4 separate regions of the Homo sapiens genome follow, and all the other regions are linked to region 4. The links are chromatin loops, found by intact Hi-C in ENCODE. Cell type or tissue: GM12878. All regions are shown on one strand.

Region 1 (5,000 bases), 100 kb before region 4:
GAAGTAATGTTTCAAAAGACTATCAGGTGAATTGAGTGTGAGGCCAAAGAGAAGGCCCAGCATAGCATAAGAAGCTTAAAAGTGGGTTTAATGAACAGTAATTCTTCCTGTTCATTCCTTCCTTTTAACCATAGGCATTTTACTTTGCACAGTGAGGTGAGGGTGAGGGTGGGAACTTGAACCAGGGTCTCAGAAGATTATACAAAGTATAGCACATGGAAGATGTTCAAGGATCATTTATCAAATCAAAGAGTGAATGAACCCATGATGGAAGGAGTGAACACACAGCCTGAGCACTCAAGAAACTTCCAGACCCTTGGGTAGAAAGCATGGCATTGCCAAGGGAGCTCTCACAGATCACAGTGGGTTTCAGCCCAGGTGAGGGGAATGGGTATAGGAGGACTCCCAGGATGCAGGCATGTTGAAGAGGAAGCAGGGGCGCTTTAGGCCTTGGGGCTGGCAGGAGCAAAGGCATCTAGGCTGTGTTGTGCCCAGCACAGGACAGCAGCATAGCAGGTTGATTGGAGGATGCCAAGGAGCAAGACGGGAGCTCCAGGAGGAGGGACCCTGACTGTCAGGCTAAAGATCTGGTATCAGTCTGGCGACAGTGAGGGGCAGCTGGAATCCGGGCCACCTTTGGGACGTGCCCCTCCAGCAGGAGCAGTAGCAGCAGCAGCAGCAGCAGCAGTCATGTGGGCCGGAAGCATGGAGAGTCACCCTTGGTTTCTCAGACTGGAGGGAGGGCCTCCCGCTTCCCATTCCTGAGCACCACCCTCTCCGATTACTAACATATCACCCACCTCCATTTGGGATTTGAAAAATTCGAAAATATCTTATTCACACCTATGTATATCACTTCTCGACTTGAAGTCTAACATGCTCCCCAATTTACATATAATTCGTTTGACTCGTGTAAACTGCATTAACAAAAAGAGGAGCAATGCGATAAATTACTAGTGACAGAGGCCAGCCTGGATTGCAATTATTTTTATAAGCCCCTGGTAAGCAATGATGTCCTGTTTTTACAGCACATAATATCCCAGCATTATTGAAATGCCAGCAGCGTCCACGAAGCACATCTGTGCTAACCGGTCACACAGGTAGCAGGGCCATGAGAAAGTACAGTGGCTGGAGAGGCCCAGTCCTGCTCCGTGGCCTTGCAGTCATCATAGTCTGGTGCGCTGTGGTCCCCTCCAACAGGAGCGAGTTGGAGTGGAAGGCGTGCATGGAGATTGCAGCTGGGTGGGCTTGGATTCTGATCTCCTTATTATCTTTCTAGTTATAAAAATTGAGCAAACCTCTTCGTCTCTCCTGACACCCGAGTTTCTGGCCTATAAAGTGGGAATGCTAATAGGGGTAGCTCTCCTGTATTGTATCAGGGAAGGAGGAGAGACACGGAATATCTAAACTAACAATGATACCAGCTAATAGTTTGTTATTAATTTATTTATTTATTTATTTATTTATTTATTTATTTATTTATTTATATTTTGAGACACGGTCTCACTCAGTTGCCCAGGCTGGAGTGCAGTGGTGCAATCATGGCTCACAGCAGCCTCAACCTCCCAAGTAGCTAGCTGGGACTACAGGGACCCACCATCATGCCTGGATAATTATTTTTGGTATTTTTTGTAGAGACAGAGTTTAGCCATGTTGCCCAGGCTGGCTGGCCTCAACCTCCTCGGCTCAAACTATCTGCCCTCCTTGGCCTCTTGAAATGCTGGGATTACAGGCAGGAGCCACCGTGCCAGACAACACTAGTATTTATTGAGTATATACATGTGCCAGGCACAAAAGTATGTGCTTGAGATTTGTTTTCTGATTTAACACTGCGGGCTCCCCTCTGAAGCGGGTGTGATGAATATAATTGCTATTTTACAGGAAATGAGATGAAGAGGTAAAAAAGCGAAGTATGTACCCAAGATTACAGCTAAACTAGGACTTGAACCCATGTCTGTCTGAAGTCCGAGCTGAAACTTTGGCCACTAAATTGCCCTGTCTCACTACAGGTAAACGATCTTCAGAGCATCCTCACTTGCAGGAGGGGAGATGAACATGAGAAGCTCCCAGGGGAGGTGATCTGGGTTTGGGCACACTGACCCCAGGTGTGCTTAAGGATAGAGAGTTCATCTTCATACCTGCTAATCAGTTCTCTTGGCCCCAAAAGATGTACAGGGTGTGGTTGTGTGTTTTGCAAATCTGAATAGCGCAAATCTGAAATTTTGATTTATAATGTATCAATCATCTTAGTTTACGCACAGATTTTGAACTAATGCAAACCCTACTTTACATTTCCTGCTCCAGAGAATTAATCTTGAATTGTGCTAGTTTTGAATTATGTGAGGCCTTTGGGAATAGGCCTACATCCCTCGCAAGAAAATTAATCACCCTATAAATGACTTAACCCGCCTCTCAGGGCTTTGCGGTGGAGACTGAATGCAAGAATGCAAATTAAGTGACCAAAAACCCGCATTCGCAATACCTGAGTTTGCTCCCCTCTCCTAAGTGAGTAAACTCCACCCCAAAGTGGCCTCCAGCCCCCTGGTTCTTCCTTCCTGCTGCCTGCAGGTTTCCAAACTCCCCCTGGGGCGTCAAGTGCCAGCTCAAAGATCCCCCCAAAACTTGATCTACCCCACAAGCACCACTACTTCATGCAGGGCAGTGTGCCCCTGGTTCTGTCTTTGCCTTCTCATCAAGTCAGGGCCGGAAGACACATCAGTGTGTTCTCCCCATCACCGGTGACTGCAGAGAAGGGCCCAGCAGAACAAACACTTTTTTAAAACGCTGCAAATAGACAGGTGGATGAAAATTTTCAGATGTGTGAAATACTGTCTTGGGCCCCATGGCAATTTCTGGATCTAAGTTTGTGATTTCTAGTTTAATCTTTATCTTCTCCTCCTCCCACTGTCTCAGCATCTAGGCTGGGGATCTTTGGCCCACAGAAACCACATCTTTCTTGCTAACCTGTTGTCTTCTTTTCTATGCAACCCCACTGCTGGGGGAAAGGCCAAGATGGAGGACTTCATTTGATTTATTTTACAGAAAGCCAATGCTGGAAAACTCTGTAGTGGTGGGTGGTATTGTTTGACACCTTCCTTTTCAGGGGAAGAAGCTGAGACCCAAAGGGGCAACTTGAGCCACCTGAGGTCACTCTGTGGATAAGCAACAGCTCTCAGAGGTTTGCGTGAGACAGGCCGGAACTACTTCTCTCTGCCCTCCCAGGATCTTTGCATGACATGATATGAAACCAAGATTCTCAACAACCAAGATTCTTCTGTGGGGCCCAGCAGAAGTATCTGAGGAATCTTTTCAAAAATCTGCATGAACTTGCTAAGGCTGCCATTAACAAGTTCCACTTTTCTGGGTGGCTTAAACAACAGAAATGTATTTCCACACAGTCGTGGAGGCTGGAAGTCCAAGGTCCAGGCATCCACAGGTTTGGTCTCTTCTGAGGCCTCTCTCTGTAGCTTGTAGATGGCCGCCTTCTCCTTGTGTCTTCCCACAGTTATCCCTCTTTCTGTATCTGTGTCCTGATCTCTTCTTATAAGGACACCAGTCATATTGGATTGGTGGACTCATTTTTAACTTAATTACCCTTTTACAAATTCGATCTCTAAATACAGCCACATTCTGAGGTACTGGGAGGACTTGTTCTATTTGAATTTTTTTTTTTTTTTTTTTTTTTTTTTTGTGGAGGGACACAATTTGCTCATAATAATGTGTCCCCTGGCCCTTCAAAACTCATGTCCTTTCTGCGTGCAAAATACACTGACTCCATTTCAACGTGTTCAAAAGTGTTAACTGATTCCAGCATCAACTCTAAGTCCAAAAGCTCACCTAAATAGCATCTAAATCAGATGTGGGTGAAACTCAAGGTATGATTTATTCAGAGGCAAAATTCCTCTTCAGCTGTAAACTTATAGAACCAGACAAGTTCTCTGCTTTCAAAATACAATGGTGGGGCAGGCATAGCATAGATATCCTATGGGAGAAATCAGAAAGAAGACAGGAGCCACAGGTCCCAAGCAAATTCCATTAGATCTTAAGGCTCAAGAATAACCCTCTTTGACTTCATAATCTATGGACCACCTGGTCCCTCCCTAGCAGCTTCTGTGGTGGTTTCTCGTCATCTCCCACCATTGTCCCAGCAAATAAATACTATGACCCAACAACTCACCATGTGCCAGAAACATTTCCTGTATGTCAGTCAACTCATTACATTCTCACCAGGGCCCTAAGAAAGAAGCCCAGTGATCAATTCCATTTGACCAAGGAAGAAAGTAAGACATAGAGAGGTCAAGTTCTTCGGCCAGGGCCACGTAGCTTATTAATGGAGTTGCTGGGACTTGAACCCAGCCAGTCTGACCCCAGGGCCTTTTCTTATACCGAGACCTTGGCATTCCAGGTGAGGCTCCTGCTCACCAGTGTTAGACAATCTCTGACCTGTTGTGTCAGCTCCAAGTGTTTACTGGTGTAAATGTTTCTTCTCCTCATCCCCAGAAGGAGTTAAATGAGACAGAAGTCCTCCTCGTAATCCTCTCGGTGCTCCTGTAGCTGGGACAATGTGTGATGCACAGAACACTTATAAGTGTCTGTTAGTGATGAGTGAATTGGGGGAGGCTGTGGTCCTTCCCTGAAAAGGTGAACCAATTAAAACTCAAAATCACCTTAGCAAGATACCAAAGAGCAGAATTTCAGTGGTCCCAGCCCCTCTGGAAGCCCCTGGAAGCTTATTTTCATTCTGAATAGACCTCCTTTGCTTTGCCTCACAGAGAGTGCTTCCATTCAACCAGTAATTAGTGTCTCTAAGTGGAATCTACTTAAGAAAGGACACAAAGCCTGAGAAAGTTGTATTATGCCATTTATAAATGTCCGGTGATCTGCTGCTGCACTGTGATTCACGGAGCTGAAATAAATGATTTGCTTCAAAAAAAAATTATGAACGTTCATTCCGCTGGTAGAATCTCTTAATTCCCGTTACACATGTCAGCATATTATGA
Region 2 (5,000 bases), 240 kb before region 4:
AGGCACAAATTCACATGTGAATTCTCATCTTCTACTTCCTAGGGCAGTAGGGAGAGCTAAGATGTCAAAATGTCAAGAGTAGACATTGAGGCCTTTCCCCCTTGCCTTGGCCCTGGTTGTGACCACTGCAACACCATTCTTTCTACTACTTGGGCTTGACTGCCATCTCCATGACCTCTTCCTCTGATACGCTCCTCTGCCCAGTCTTCTCACCCCAGATCCCAACATCAGGACTTCTCTCTTATTACTGTTAATGTAAACTTTACTTCCTTTTTATTGTATTAAAGCAATGCAAGTTCATTGTGAAAACAGAAATACTTACCACTTACCGGATGCTAACTGAAGGGCTGGAAGCCATGAAATCCTAGAGAAAGAAAGAGGACTAAAACAAAGCCCCTTCCCTCAAGGAGCTCCAATCAATGAGGAAGCCAAAAATAAAGACATTTACAGTGTAATGTCACAAATGCTATTAGAGGTCTGCACAGGATCCTAAGAAAATAGAGAACAGGGACACTGAACACAGACAGGGGGAGTCAGAAAGTCTTCTTTCTTCCATTTCTAATATTTTTTCATTTATAAATGTATCAATATATCTACTCTTCCATCCAATAATAGTTTATTGAACATTTATTGGGTACTAGGTATTATCCTGGAAATACAGTTGCAGAACTTGGGCTGAAGCCCACGTTTTCTGTCACCAGGTCCCATGGTATTTGTTCTTGCTGTTGTACGGTGCTGTTATAATCCTTTAAAACAAAACAAGGAAACTGAATGGGTTTTGGTATTGCATCCACCCAGGTGGAGTAAAGTCAGTAACTCAGCATGATGAAAGCACACACCAGGCTCATTAATCAAATACTCTGGTTAATAGAGAGTTCTCATATATGCCATGCATGAATTACCAGTTTTCAAAGAATTATAATACAACAAAATATACTGGAACCATACAGCTCATAATTGAATCTGCTTTCGATGTGACAGAAGTCACCTGAAGGGCTGTGTTTAAGAGCCATCAACTTTGGAATGTCATACGTGCATAAGGCAAGCCAGTGCAAAATTAACAGCTCTTGGCTCTTACTAACCTGCTGTTTTTGAAAATAGAAAACTCAAACCCACTAAAAAACAAGAATAGGTATACCTTAACCAAATCTGCCATATAAAAAGGGAGGGAAAAATATACCTCACAATTGCAAGCACAAATATATCTTAACATTATTTTCAAATAACCAAAGCCCTTATGTGTGTATTTAGGGGCATGCTTAGAAAATGTATGTTCCATGGTGGAGGTTACTGAAGGACATTTGACAATCCAGAAGGTTTTTTTTTTTTTAGAGAAAGTCTTTGTTTTTTAGGTTTTATTGCAAGTTGCCTTTAATTGTAGTTGGGTTTAATAGACATGCTGGTTAGGGGGTTCTGGTATTGTCTAAACTCTTGAAGACCTGGGGATGCTGGGATGTCTGAGAAGCACACAGGCTGGTGTGGATGGATGCTCTGAGTCAGCAGTGCCCAGTTTATGTTTCATGAGCAAAAAGCTTCCCAGGCTGGGTGAATTTGGATACCACATCACAGAGTTCCCCTTTGGGGGACTCCAGTGCATGTTAGTCTAGTAAAGCCTCTGATAAGTCCTGTAGCAGAGAATCCCATTTTACTTCCCTTAGCTCAGAGTTTCTCAAGAATTCTGTTTTATCACCTTGGGGAGTAAGTATTCTGACAAATATGTTTTGGGTTGCTGGCCCAAACCCATCTGTTGTGAGGATATCTGGCTTGCTGTCTTCCAGCTGAGGGGGTTCAGAAACTGTCAACCATTCTTTCTTTCGTTATTCAGCATGCATGCTCTGAACACCTGGTCTGCATCTTGGAGAGTTCAGATGATTCTTTACGTGGAAGCCTAAGGCCTGGAACAGCTATAGTGTGGGTTCTGATGCCGTAGATAGAACTACTTTAATAAGTTATAAGTAATGTTTAATAATTGTATATTTGAAACAACAGCAAATGAAATCCTGGCCCTTAATGTAGATTGCATGCTTTATTCTGGGAAATAAACCTAGCCTTTCCTTTCTGGTATTAGATGAGTCATCTGTTCATACAAAAGAGCTTGAAATTGTTTTGAATCTAGAATGTAACCATGGCTCATTCTCTGAGGTTTAGAGAAGTCAACAGAGTTCAGTACTGATTTTTTATTTTGCAAAATGAATGAGCTTCCAACGCTTCTTAATTGTGACTTGCTGAGTCTCTCACGACTTTCTGGAGGAACTGCTCCCTTCCTCATACCCACGTGAGATAAAAGCTTGTTTTTCTCATCTAGTGAATCATTTGAGATGAGAAAGTGAAGACATTCATGAGGACAGGTGTCAGCAGCACTTGGAAGAGAAGCTGATGCCACTTGCAAACCCACTAGAGAGAAAGCGCTGGAAGAACAGGCCCTGCCTGCCTTCTTCATGCTTCATCCTCGGCACCTGGGACAGTGCCGGGTGCTGTAAACTTTCAATGAGCATTTATTAAATTAGTGAGTGAATGAATGAACAAACAAACAAATTAATGAAACAGTGATTCTTCAAAAAGCTCTGACTATGGGAGTGTGTAGTAAGAAAGGCAGAGATAGCAGTTTCTGGATTAGGTGTTGCCACAATAAAGCTGCATAGCAAGCCACCCCATAACTCAGTGGGTGACACTCACCAAGCATTTATTTGTTTTATTCCTTGGTTTGTAGATCAGCTGGCATGCGGAGAGGGATCTTGTTACCTTGTTATCAGGCTTTGGGTTGACTGGGCCTGGCTTTGAGCTTCAGGTGTGTCCAGAACTGTCACATGTCTGTCATTCTCCTTGGACCAGTGGCCAAGGGCATGTTCTCCTGGCCCTTGGCATGAGTTCAAATGCCAAACTAACTCACATCCTAGAGGCCTCTATGTAAGGTATGTCTTCTAACATTCCATTAGCCAAAGCAAATCACATGACCAAGCCCCAAATCATTGGGTTGGAGAAGCGTCGTGGTGGGGGCCGGGGGAAGAAGAGAGGATATCAACAGAGCAATAATGCTACCACAAATGCATGTTTTTCAACATGTATTTCTCTAAAGTTGGTAGAGAACGATCTCAAAACAGGTTTCAAGCTTTCTGGTGGTCAAAGGGAAGGAGGAAACATGTTCAGGTATTGAATTCCCAGTGACCTCACACACATAAGCTGGGACTGCCATGTATTCAGAAGGTTCTAGAGAAATAAGCACTCAGCCATCATTTTGTCTCATCATTGGCAGCATTTTCTGAGGACCCAGTGTGCATGCCTTTGGGCTGGATGCTAGCGGCATGTCGACCCTTCCATTCCCCTGACCCCTCACAGCACCCCCTGCAATTGCCTTAAGCAGTGAAGCTGTGACACTGTCCACGAGAGCTGTCTCACAGATCCATAAGGAGCATTGTTGAGTCCATAGCTTCTGCCCCACTGGAAAGCTCTTTTATTCAGGTCCAAGCTAGAACTCCATCTTCCTGCCAAGTCAGACATATCAGCAGTCTCTGCAGAGTGGCAGAGGCTCTGGGGCTTTCTCAGAGACCAGGAGCAAAGAGCCCTGTTTCCCTGATGGCAGCATCTTCAGGATTAGTAGAAAAGTGGAAAGGGGGACCAAGAGATTCAGGGCTAGAGAAATACCATGTGCACACTGAGCAGCAGAAGTCTGAACTTAAAGCAACTGTGGTCAGAATGACTGAGAATTACTTAAAAGTATGGCTCTATACCCCTGTGCAAAATAACGCACACAGGGTGCACTTGAGTGAGGTTGCATGCATAAAGAGTTGGGTTCATTACCTGGCACAGGGGTAAAGTCTTAATCAAAGGTTTCTTTATAAAACCAAAATTGCCGAGAGAAAGGTGCTCCCAGGCCCAGCAGAGAAAGGGTTTCATTAATAGCATTTGGGTAGAGTGGTGAGCAAAGACTAGAACCTAGGGAGCGAGGGATTGTAATTGTTGAATAGGGAGTTCTGCTGGAGGCTTTCGGGTCATTTTTCTGAGGATGTTTCACTGATTCCCTCTGCCTCTTTCATGAAAGCTTGGCCGAGATCATCCTTTAAAGATGAGAAGAGGAGCAAGACTCAGTGGACCCACTGTCTCCTGGGGTCAGGATGTGGGTGCCTGGAATGGGCGTAGCAGCAAGCCTTAGCAAAATGACTGTCCTTGATCACGGGCTGCTCTGGGCAACTCCCCAGGTTCTTCATAACCTGTTACCTAATTTGTGAATTACGTTTCAATGTGTTTGTCTCCACACTAAGGCCAGGACTGCATTTCATTTGTTTTTGTACCACCACATCCAGCATGGTCCCTGGTGCTGCCCAGGTATTCATGACTTTTTATCAAATATGGAATGAAAAATCCAGCAGGGAAAGAGTCACATCTTTTTTTTTTTTTTGAGACGGAGTCTCACTCTGTCACCAAGCTGGAGTGCAGTGGCATGATCTCGGCTCACTGCAAGCTCCACCTCCTGGGTTCATGCCATTCTCCTGCCTCAGCCTCCCGAGTAGCTGGGACTACTGGCGCCTGCCACCACGACCGGCTAATTTGTTGTATTTTTAGTACAGACGGGGTTTCACTGTGTTAGCCAGGATGGTCTCAATCTCGTGATCTCGTGATCCACCCTCCTCGGCCTCCCACAGTGCTGGGATTACAGGCGTGAGCCACCGCGCCCGGCCAAAGAGTCACATCTTGCCTTCCTGCACAGGTTTATCTCCCTTTAATTTATCTCCCACATTCTAGCCAGGATGACTAGGAAGTTAGGCCACCTTTAAAGAGCTTGTGCATTAGTCATGAGACTTTGGACAGATCACACAACTTTTTTAGACCTTAGTTTCTTCATCAGTAAAATATGGAGGCCAGGGACTGCTGTAATCAGTAAACGTAATGAAGCGTGCACAGTGCCTGGCACGTGACAAGAACTCAACACACCAGCACTCCTCGTGCCTTTAAAGCAACATACTAGTCTTGCACTGCCTCTCTTGAAACCCTTTCTGTTTATC
Region 3 (5,000 bases), 160 kb before region 4:
ACCGAAATCACCACTCTGCACCATACTTAGCTGCCCTCCAGGGCACTGCTTGCTTTGAGTCAATGCCCTTTATTTTGCACTCGTGGAATGTGACTGTGTTTCTCTCACCTTGGCCTTGAGATTCAGCTGAATAGAGTAGGAGGAGGTGACCTTTTCAAGAGGCGGCAGTGAGCAACTCTGTGCTGACTCACCCAGGAGAGCCAGAGACACACCTCTGCCCAACCTCTGCTGCCGATGTTCCAGTTACTATCGGTGTGTACAAGTCATCCCTCACATTAGTCAGATTGCACTGCTATGACAAAACACTATGGACTGGTGGCTTATAAAAAACAGATATTTATTTCTCATAGTTGTGGAGGCTGGAAATTCAAGATCAAGGTGCCAGCATGGGCCAGTTCTAGTGAGGGCTCTCCTTTGGTGTGCGGACTGCCGTCTTCTCATTATAGTCTCACATGTGGGAAAGAGGGCTACAGAGCTCTCCAGGGTCCCTTTATTCAGGGCACTGATCTCATTCATGCGGCTCCATGCTCTTGACCTAATCATTTCCTAAAGGCCCCACTTTCAAATACCAACACCTTGGGGGTTGGAATTTCAATACATGAATTTTGAGGGGGACACTTTCAGCCCATTGGACCTTTAAACTTAGCAGTTTACAGCCACCATTTTATGATGTTCACACATTCTGTTGGTTAAGAATTTGGAAAAGGAGACCAGCTAGGCCAATCTCCCATGGCACAGGATCTCTGAGGCCTCAGCCAGGGAGACTCAAGCAGCAGTGGTGACTCAAAGGCCCAGGTCTGGAATCATCTGGTAGCATCTTCATTCACATCCCTGGTACCTGGGGTTGTTGATGAGATAACATACACACAGCCTCTTCATGTGGCCTGGGCTTCCTCACAGCGTGGCTGCCTAAGGATATTGAGGCTTCTCACATGGCCACTCTGGGCTCCAAGCATGACTGTTCTATAGTGAACAAAGTGGAAGCAATGTGTTTGCTATTATGTTTGTTTGTTCTTGAAGTCACACATGGTCACATCTGTTGTCTTCTATTAGCTACAGTGAATCACTCAGATCAGCCTAGACTATAAGGTTGGTGCAAAAGTAGTGGCAAAACCATAATTATTTTTGCACCAACCTAATAGACTATCTGGATGCCCACAAGACTGCACTCCCTTCAAATGCTGTGGGAGAAGAGTCCTCCCCAATGTCTTCCAGCTTCTGGTGGTTCCAGGCATTCCTTGGCTTGGACACATATTCATTTATTTATGTGTCTCACTGGATTATGAGTCCTGGAGAACAGGGAATATGTCTAATACATGTTTGAATTTCCAGAACCCAATTGTAGATCTAGCACCATAGAGGGTGGCCAGTAAAGATTTGAAGCATAAATGAGTCAATGAATGCATGGGTGAATGAATGTATAATGTGGGATGATCTCTCTTCATGGGCAGCCAAGTTGCTAATCATTTGGACTCCTTTCTACATGAGTGGAGTTTTCTTGTCCTTTGTTTTGGAGGAAATGAACCTTATTTGTGATTTGTATTTTGATAGCCTAATAAGGATTTTCTCAATTGCTGGAGGGCTGTAGGCGTTGATGAGCTCACAGGTGTCTTTTAGCACTAACATTATGTATTTTCTTTTTGCTATTTGACCCTGTGATCTGCTTCCAAGACTAATGGGTTGCTTTTTGGATTAACTGTATTAATCGATGTGCTGTAGAGATGTGATTGCTGTAAGCACCTTTCATCGGGAGGAAGGTGAATGAAGAACTCGGGCCTTTGGAAAATACATCCATGTGGCCTGTGTGCTGGGTCATGTAACATGTGTGTTTGCATAGATTGCATCTTCATAAACATCCCTTTTATGCCATCATGGTTTAAGTTAAAAAAGAATTTCATTGGCAAAGTGATTAGCTGCAGGGGGCAAAAATCATTCCAGTGAATACTGTTTTTCCCTTTGATACATCTCCAAATTGATGTTTCCATCTCATTGTTTTTGTATTTGTTTTTTAACTTTATCTAAAGATTTTTTTAAAATGAGAATTATTTAACAAAAGGCAAACTCTCACCACTTTCTTATGTAAAGCTGATGTGACAATGCAAGTGTCAACAAGAGGGCAAGATCCGTCTCAGGGAAATCTTGAAACCTCTAAGTGGAATTTGCATAAAATAGTTCTGGTATTATTATTCACTATTCTTTCCCTGACAGATATGTCAAGGCCTTGAAACCTAAAAGAACAATTATGCTATTGTATCTCTCAGAGGATTCAAGGGGTGTGTCTTTGGTGGAAAAAGTGCTATTAGAGCTTTGAAAGCCGTTAAAAGGCAACCCAAGGGACTCTTTAGCTAGTCATTTTATAAAGAATGCCTCTGCTTTAAGTGTCTTAAAGTACGTTTATTCAACTCTTACTTTCGGCTTAAAAAAACCCTGCTAATAATTAATGTCTGTACATTTTTTAAACGTTTGCATTAGCTATAAATAAAAACTTTAGATGGAGTCATCATTAAGTTTAACTATGATTCTTGTGTGATGGGACCTGTACCTTTGTCAAATGCCTTGCAACAAATTACCTGTAAGCTTTTTTTAAAAATTATTTTTTATTTAGCTAGCATAGTGGAAGCCATTGCCATAACCAATTATGGAGCAAATCAGGAACTAATCAGTAAATTCTTTCCCTGCATAAGCTGGCTTAACGTAACATGTCTGAACATTAAAAAAGAAACATTGATAAGGCATGTCTCGTTGCAGCTGGATGGGGTGCGGTAGGCAGTGATCCGACTTTAATTTCCTCTGAAACCTGCTGATTAGGTTATTCTCTGGTTCGGCTGGGTTTCCCTGGAAAAAGGCAATGCCAACTTTTGATGAGAACAGTTTTGAAATTCAAGAAAGACACAGAAAGGCACAAAATGCTTCTGTCACTTAAGGTGATAAAGCCAGTACCGAAAATGAATGAACCAGGGAAAACTTCAGTCAAAATGCTGCAAAGACGGTGCGGTCAGGGAAATTTTGATTCCAATGACCAAGAACTAATAATATTCACTGGCATGGATGAGTGCTCTGTGTTTTTAACAAGCGGTAAAGTGGTGTTCATTTTGTATACTTTAAACAATCCCAAGATGTTATTCATTTATTTTCATGGGTGTGTTCTTTCACTTCATAGTTTTTGGGAGTGAGAGGTGCCCTTGAATCCATCTACTTGGACCTACTGTTTTATGGATAAGAAAAGGAAGATTCAAGATGGGTAAACTGAGTCCAGTTATCCAGTGATGAAGGACGGAAGAGACCTGTGTAGGCTGTGAATACCCCCAATATCCATGCCTCCTCTTCCATAGTTACAGAATTCTGGCTGACGCAAGGGTAACCTTAATACTGTGCATTTTCCCACAGTCCTGTGTAGCTATGCAAAGCCATGTGCTATGGGTCCAGCCTGATAAAAGTGAAAGTGGCCTGTAAAATTCCTGGAAAACACTCCGATTTTCTCTTCCACTAGCACAGGACCAGCCACCTTGGAAATGGAGGCATATACAGAGTATAGCAACATAGAAGGAGACTGACTCCATAGGGCACCATCCCAATCCTGGCCTGCCTGCCTCCACGTAGGTGAGAGAAAAAAAGCTCTGATTGCTTAGGTCACTGTAATTTTGGGTCTAGTTCCTCGCATCCATACTTTACCTTAAACAAATGTAGTAACTACTGAAAGTGCTCCAGGCCGGGTGCAGTGGCTCATGTCTGTAATCCCAGCACTTTGGGAGGCTAAGGCGGGCAGATTACTTGAGGTCAGGAGTTTGAGGTCAGCCTGGCCAGCATGGTGAAACCCCATCTGTACTAAAAATACAAAAAAAAAAAAAAAAAATTAGCCGGGCATAGTGGCGCATGCCTGTAGTCCTAGCTACCTGGGAGGCTGAGGTAGAAGAATAGCTTGAACTTGGGAGGCGGAAGTTGCAGTGAGCAGAGATTGTGCCACTGCGCTCCAGCCTGGGCGACAGAGCAAGACTCCACCTCAAAAAAAAAAAAAAAAAAAAAAGTGCTCCTTTGGCTCCAAGAAGTGTGTTGAATGGGTTACTTCTGTCAACCTTTTCCAAGCATGGTGGCAACACAGCTAGAATCTAGTGGTCTTAAGCACCCTACTGGATGCTGTTCCCCCAATGGACAATGGTGTCATTTACTTAGGAATCTCAAGCACCCAGCAGAATCTGATACTCAGAAAGTGCTCAATCAAATTTTATAAGAGTTCAATGAATGAATAACACTATATGTAAGGATTCTAGATTGTCTCTCTGCTATACCACATGGTACCCTGGTTGTACTCGGTGGAGAAGTACAAGTTTAAGCTCGAAATTTTGTCCTGATCCCTGTCTCAATGTATTGTTTGATGACAAAATGATTCACTAAAGCCTTGTGGATTTGTCTCTTGCTTGTTCTTTTTTCTTTTTCCTTTCTGGTATTGTTGCATTTCAATATGATATAAACAGAGCATAAATCTTGGCTCTTGCCAACTGCTGTTTGGTTGGAATTGCCTGTATTGTCTTGACATTTGTTGAAGTCTTTAAATTAACAGAGGAAAGAATTGATTTTAAAAATGGCATTTGCATTAAGAGTTATAAATGGGCAATTTGGGAAGCATGAAGACAGATATGGAAAGTTATGCACAAATACTACAATTAGCATAGCAGTGGGGTCTTGACTCCATGAAATATACAGTCTTGTACATTCCTCGGGGACATATGTTATGTAGAGTATATGTGTGGCATCATTTGTATATCCAAGACTCATAGGTGAGCCAGAGGGTCACTTCCAACCTGGACAAGCTACAAAATCTCAGATTATTGGTGGATTTCAGGCCTGTTTTCCCCCCTGATGTCTTGAGTTTTCAAATACCTTTGTAATGGTTTTGGACAGACCTTATTTTTATATGGGATTAATGGCTGGCTCTTTTCAGGATCCCAGCTCAAGAAAATCTCACCGTACCCACAGGGTGAAAAGCACTGCCAGGATCCCAG
Region 4 (5,000 bases):
CTTACTAAGAGTTGGGCAGGCATCATCTTTGAATTTCATACCCAAAGCACAGGAGGCACCAAAATACTCCAAGTCTGTCTCAGGAAAGGGCATAAACATAGAAATGCAGCCTCCCAGAGGAATCTCAAAACCATCTGGTTCTCCCTCCCACCCAAAGCAGGAAACCCCTTCACAGCATCCCAGAAAGAGGGCCCTCCAGCTTCTGCTAACACACTTCCAGAAAGAGGTCCTCACTCCCTCACAAGGCAGCTTGTTCGGGTGCACCCAACTGCTGAAAAGTTTGTCCTGACATTGAGCTGAAGTCTGTCTCCCTGTAGCTTCCACCGCTGTTCCTGGTTTTCCATCTGGAATTCCAGAGAACAAATCAAATCAGCTCCCTCACCCCTGCAAAGAAGAAAGAAAAAAAAAAGATTTGAAACACGTTGGTTGTTCTTGAATATTTTCTTCAGGGTAATTGTGTCCGATTCTCCCACCCACTTTCCCCAGGACCTGGTCTCTAAACCCTGTGACCCCCGGTTGCCTGCCTCTTCAGGGCTGGAGGCCCATTTGAAATTGAACTTTGGGACTTGTCTTGCCTCTGTATTCTAGAGAAAGCCAGTGCCCCAATTTCAAACTGCTGCTGGAGGAGGGGTACTTTTTCTCTTCTCCTGGAGTTTTATCCCAGGTGGCGGGGATTTCACTAGCATAGCACTACTGGCCTCTCTCTGTCCCCTCATTTGCCTTACTTTAAGGGTAAACTGTTTGGGAATTTTGGAACGAATACCCTGGGATGCTTGGCTCAGGTCTCCTTCTATTCATTTATTTAAAAATAAATGGAAAAGTCATAGAAAGCTACCTGTGCCAGAGAATGTGAGTTCTGTGTGTTCCTGAATGTGGTCAGTTTTGTCTTAGGTTCCTCGGGAAACGGTGATTGCAGTAACCCACTCTGGGAGATACGTGCTAGGGAGTCCACCCACTTGCAGATAGAAGCCTCCTTCTCCTCGAGCTGCTGGAGAAGCAAGGTGTCATTGTGACTGATGGTTTCCAAATCACATGGGGGGAAGGAGTGCTCTTTATAATGTTCCCCTTAAGGCCCCCAAACCTGCATGTGATGGTTCAATGGGAACCCTGATATTTCTGCAGTTGGATGGTTTTTTTATACACGTGTTCTCAGACTATGCATAGTCACAGATATACAATTTTCAAAAAATAGTATCTTTAGACTGCATAAAACATTCTGAAAGAGCTACATAATTGTCTTCATTTTAAGTTTCCTTTTCAAACTTACCAGCAGTACTTTCATGAATGTCTAATCTAGACAATCCTTGATGAATTGACCTGAACAGAATCTCCCCATAATCCAATTCAGCATGGCTAGATGGCGACCACTTTAGCCTTATCTCAGCGAGACCCGTGACCTTTAAAATAATCACATTGTCCTCTCTATGCATCTTTAAGTACTTCCCTAATACATGGGGACAGGCCAGCCCTGGGACTGTAGTGCTCCTTCCTTAAAGAGATCTAAAACCTCCTCTACATCTCTCTTGTCCAACTGGCTGGAGCTATGTTTTTTTCCATGCGGTACTTCGTCAGAAAGCACCAAAAGTCAAAAAATTTGCATGCATACCCAAGCTGAAAACTTCAGCTTTTATTTTTCATTTTGAGAGTATGAAGTCTGAGTTCTTGTTCATACTCCATAAACTCAAAAGTCCTTTTCATCAACACCTTTTTTGAAATGATACAAGTTTCACCTACCCCAAAACACCATACAAAATATTTATTTTTTTAACTGCCATTTTGAAAACAGGTAGGTATAGAATATCTTCATTAGTTAAAAAGTACGTTTTTTCTTCCCTGTAGCTTTCCACTTAAAAAAATCTAAGTTTCCAGTTTCCTTTCCCCCAACAATTGTTTAATCGAATATTTTGACTTCTAGTACCAGTTAGAGGAATATATATATTAAGAGAACTATCCTTCTATTAGAAGGAAAAATGGCTTGCCCTTATCTAAATGATTTACACACAGAGGCAAACATTGTAATTCAGGAAACCACTTGCTGTGGTTCAGAGAACCAGAGAACTAACATCCCTTTTTTTTTTTTTTTTTAGTCTCCTTCTGTATTTTGTTTGTTTGTTTGTTTGAGACAGGGTCTTGCTCTGCTACCCAGGCTGGAGTGCAGTAGTGCAATCAGAGCTCACTGCAGCTTTGACCTCCCAGGCTCAAGCTGGCCTCCCATCTTAGCTTCCCAAGTAGCTGAGACTACAGGCGTGTGCCACCAAGCCTGGCTAATGTTTTTCTTTTCTGTAGAGATGGGGTCTCACTATGTTGACAGGGCTGGTCTCCGACTCCTGGGCCCAAGTGGTTCTTTTGCCATGGCATAGCATCTCATAGTGCTGGGATTACAGGCATGAGCCACTGTGCCCGGCCTCTTTGTCTCCTTCTGCTTGGACATCAGGAAGGTTCTCTCTCCCCACTGTCTCATTTGTACCCCACCATCTGTGCAGAGGCCTGGCCACTGCTTCTCTGGAAACTTCTCATGAATTCAGAATCCAACTCCCACTCCTAACGGAAACTCAGCAACCTCCTGGGACCTCCAAGTTCCCAACTTTGCCTTCCTTCTGCCTCTCTCAGCTGAAACTGAAGTGAGTCATTTGGAAAGCAAGTTGAAATTATTATTACTATTAATAATTATTTTAATACATTCACTCTGGGAAACTTTAAATTCTCTACCAACATGCGCATACGGAAGCTTCTCAACATAAGTCCTGACCTGGTCACCAGGCACGGAAGGAGACTTCCCAGTGGTATTTTATAGAAGAGGAAGTTGAGTCAAAGTGAGAATGAAATGACCTCTCAGCAGCTGGTAAATTTCATATTTGAGTTTCAAAACCAGATTCTCTAAGTCCAGCATTTCTCTTTTTATACCACACTCTCCACATCATCTCTAAAATGGGTGTAATTAGACCTATCTCATGCGATGAGAATAAAGAGTAAATGAAATGAGAGATGCAAAAAGCCCATCTTACTTGCAGTAAGTTGCTATAAATATAAGGCATGTTATCATGAATGCTTGAAAAGCTTAAAGCCTAGATTTTCTACTTCCAAGGTCCATGTCATCTGCCAAATGTCCCTTCTGAAGTTCAGTTACCTTATCTATCATTAATTAGTATTTATGTGTACCTGTAGGGTTGATATTTATTATAAAGTCTGTATTGGAGTCACTGGCATATAGTAGATGCTCATTAAAAGTCAGTTTCATTGTTTATGGGAACTCAATGATAACAGGGACTGATGTGAGCTTGAATCAGGAAGTCTTTATGAGTAGCGTTTTTTTAATACCTTCTCATTTAAAAAGAAATCTAAAACCTCCAAAAACAAAAGCAAAACACCAACAATGATTTTCATAATGTTCTAAAGCAGCAGCCCCCAACCTTTTTGGCACCAGGAGCCGGTTTTGTGGAAGACAATTTTTCCATGAACCAGGGGAGGTGGGGGAGGACTTAAGGATGATTCAAGCTCATTACATTTGTTGTGCACTTTATTTCTATTATTATTACATTGTAAAAATATAATGAAATAATTATATAACTCACCATTATGTAGAATCACTGAGAGACGTGAGCTTGTTTTCCTGCAAGTAGATGGTTCCATCTGGGGGTGATAAGAGACAGTGACAGATCGTCAGGCATTAGATTCTCATAAGGAGTGCACAACCTAGACCCCTCACATGTGCAGTTCACAGTGGAGTTTGTGCTTCTATGAGAATGTAATGCCACTGCTGATCTGACAGGAGGCGGAGCTCAGGTGGTAATGAGAGTGATGGGGACCAACTGCTGTGCAGCTCAGTCCCTAATAGGCCACCAGTACCAGTAGGTGGCCTGGAGGTTGGGGACCACTGTTCTGAAGTTCCCTGACTCAAATTAGTTAGTCCAGATGGGGTATTCTTTCACCCTGCAACCCATTATTTGAGTATGTAACTGTTCACCATTCATTCAACATAACTCCTTCCAGTGGCTACTCTGGGGAGTTTTGGCCCTGGAATTGGAATATGGAAATGCACGAGACACAGGTCCTGCCTTTAGATAGCAAAGGGTCGTAGGAGAGATGGCAGGGGATGAGTCATAGTAATAAGCGTGATAAGTAACATCAATTAACATTACTTATTCACTTATTTCATTGATAGTAATATTAATATCTGTGTAGAGGGGGCAGGGGAAGGAGCAAGCAACTGACAAAGAGCTGTAAGGAAAAAAAAAAAAAATCAGTCACTGGAGTGTACACTCCTGAGGAATACACTGCAGCTCTTCCGGATAAGTCAGAAGATCATTCCCGGCAGGAGGGGGCAGCCCCGGAAAAGGGAAAGGGACATTAAGTTCAAGGAATCATATAGGTTGGTACAAACGTCATTGCGGTTTTTGCCATTACTTTCAATGGCAAAAATGGTAATTATGTTTGCACCAACCTAATACGGCTGCCCATGGCAATGGTCAGCGTGTGATGGAGAGAGCGATATTCTACCGGGGCAGTTGCTGGCAGGGAGCTCTGATGAGGCAGGTGGGCCGTGATGGAAGGATACGGTGTATACCAGCACGTTAATTTTCAGAGAAGAGCGTCGTTAGTGCTTTCCTCTCTGCAAGCCCCCTGCCCTGCCTGTATCTGCAAGGCCTATTGGTTCTCCACGGAGCCGGACTCTGACTCGCTCCAGCACAAAATGCCTAAGCCCTCGGAGGTGCTCCGTATTGTGAGGGCCACCAGGCCCCGCCAGGCGGTGGGGGTGAGCCGTGAAAGGAGGAGAGGGCCCAGCCTCTCAAAACCTGTTTAAGACAACATGAAAAACCACTCACGTACTTTCAAATAGGTGAAATTTCACTTTCAGCTTTATTTACCTGAGAATGAATTTCAGTCTGAAGAGGCCTTTATGTCGTTGGAGCCGAAGCACCCGAGATATAAGCAATTTTCAACGAGAGTACTACACATTTGTCTTTATAACAATTTGTGTGTAACAGCTTTTATGCAAATGA

What was found. Peaks named below come from ENCODE experiments on the same cell type or tissue, not always from the same donor. Only the 100,000 strongest peaks of a DNase experiment are listed, where the experiment ranks them.
Region 1: a loop joins it to region 4, with 5 times the contacts of the local background. A loop is called at or near these places in 1 of 110 quality-filtered maps.
Region 2: it touches region 4 in a loop (7-fold over the local background); 1 of 110 quality-filtered maps calls a loop at or near these places.
Region 3: a loop joins it to region 4, with 2.1 times the contacts of the local background. A loop is called at or near these places in 1 of 110 quality-filtered maps.

What each region holds. Positions count from the first base shown.
Region 1 is chr14:97,439,463-97,444,462 of GRCh38, forward strand. No RefSeq gene overlaps it. Among named protein-coding and RNA genes, the nearest start is that of LINC02325, 17 kb to the right of the region's middle. RefSeq lists enhancers at 612-1,112, 3,022-3,351. In GM12878, no CTCF peak of the experiment used is centred here; a DNase peak (open chromatin) is centred at 3,116; H3K27ac peaks cover 1,522 bases.
Region 2 is chr14:97,304,803-97,309,802 of GRCh38, forward strand. No RefSeq gene overlaps it. Among named protein-coding and RNA genes, the nearest start is that of LINC02325, 150 kb to the right of the region's middle. RefSeq lists an enhancer at 1,702-1,771. In GM12878, no CTCF peak of the experiment used is centred here; DNase peaks (open chromatin) are centred at 1,659 and 2,249; H3K27ac peaks cover 3,751 bases.
Region 3 is chr14:97,380,604-97,385,603 of GRCh38, forward strand. No RefSeq gene overlaps it. Among named protein-coding and RNA genes, the nearest start is that of LINC02325, 76 kb to the right of the region's middle. In GM12878, no CTCF peak of the experiment used is centred here; a DNase peak (open chromatin) is centred at 2,207; H3K27ac peaks cover 1,196 bases.
Region 4 is chr14:97,541,983-97,546,982 of GRCh38, forward strand. The region is part of intron 3 of LINC02325 (long intergenic non-protein coding RNA 2325); the gene reads left to right. Among named protein-coding and RNA genes, the nearest start is that of LINC02325, 86 kb to the left of the region's middle. RefSeq lists an enhancer at 1-933. In GM12878, no CTCF peak of the experiment used is centred here; a DNase peak (open chromatin) is centred at 2,859; H3K27ac peaks cover 327 bases.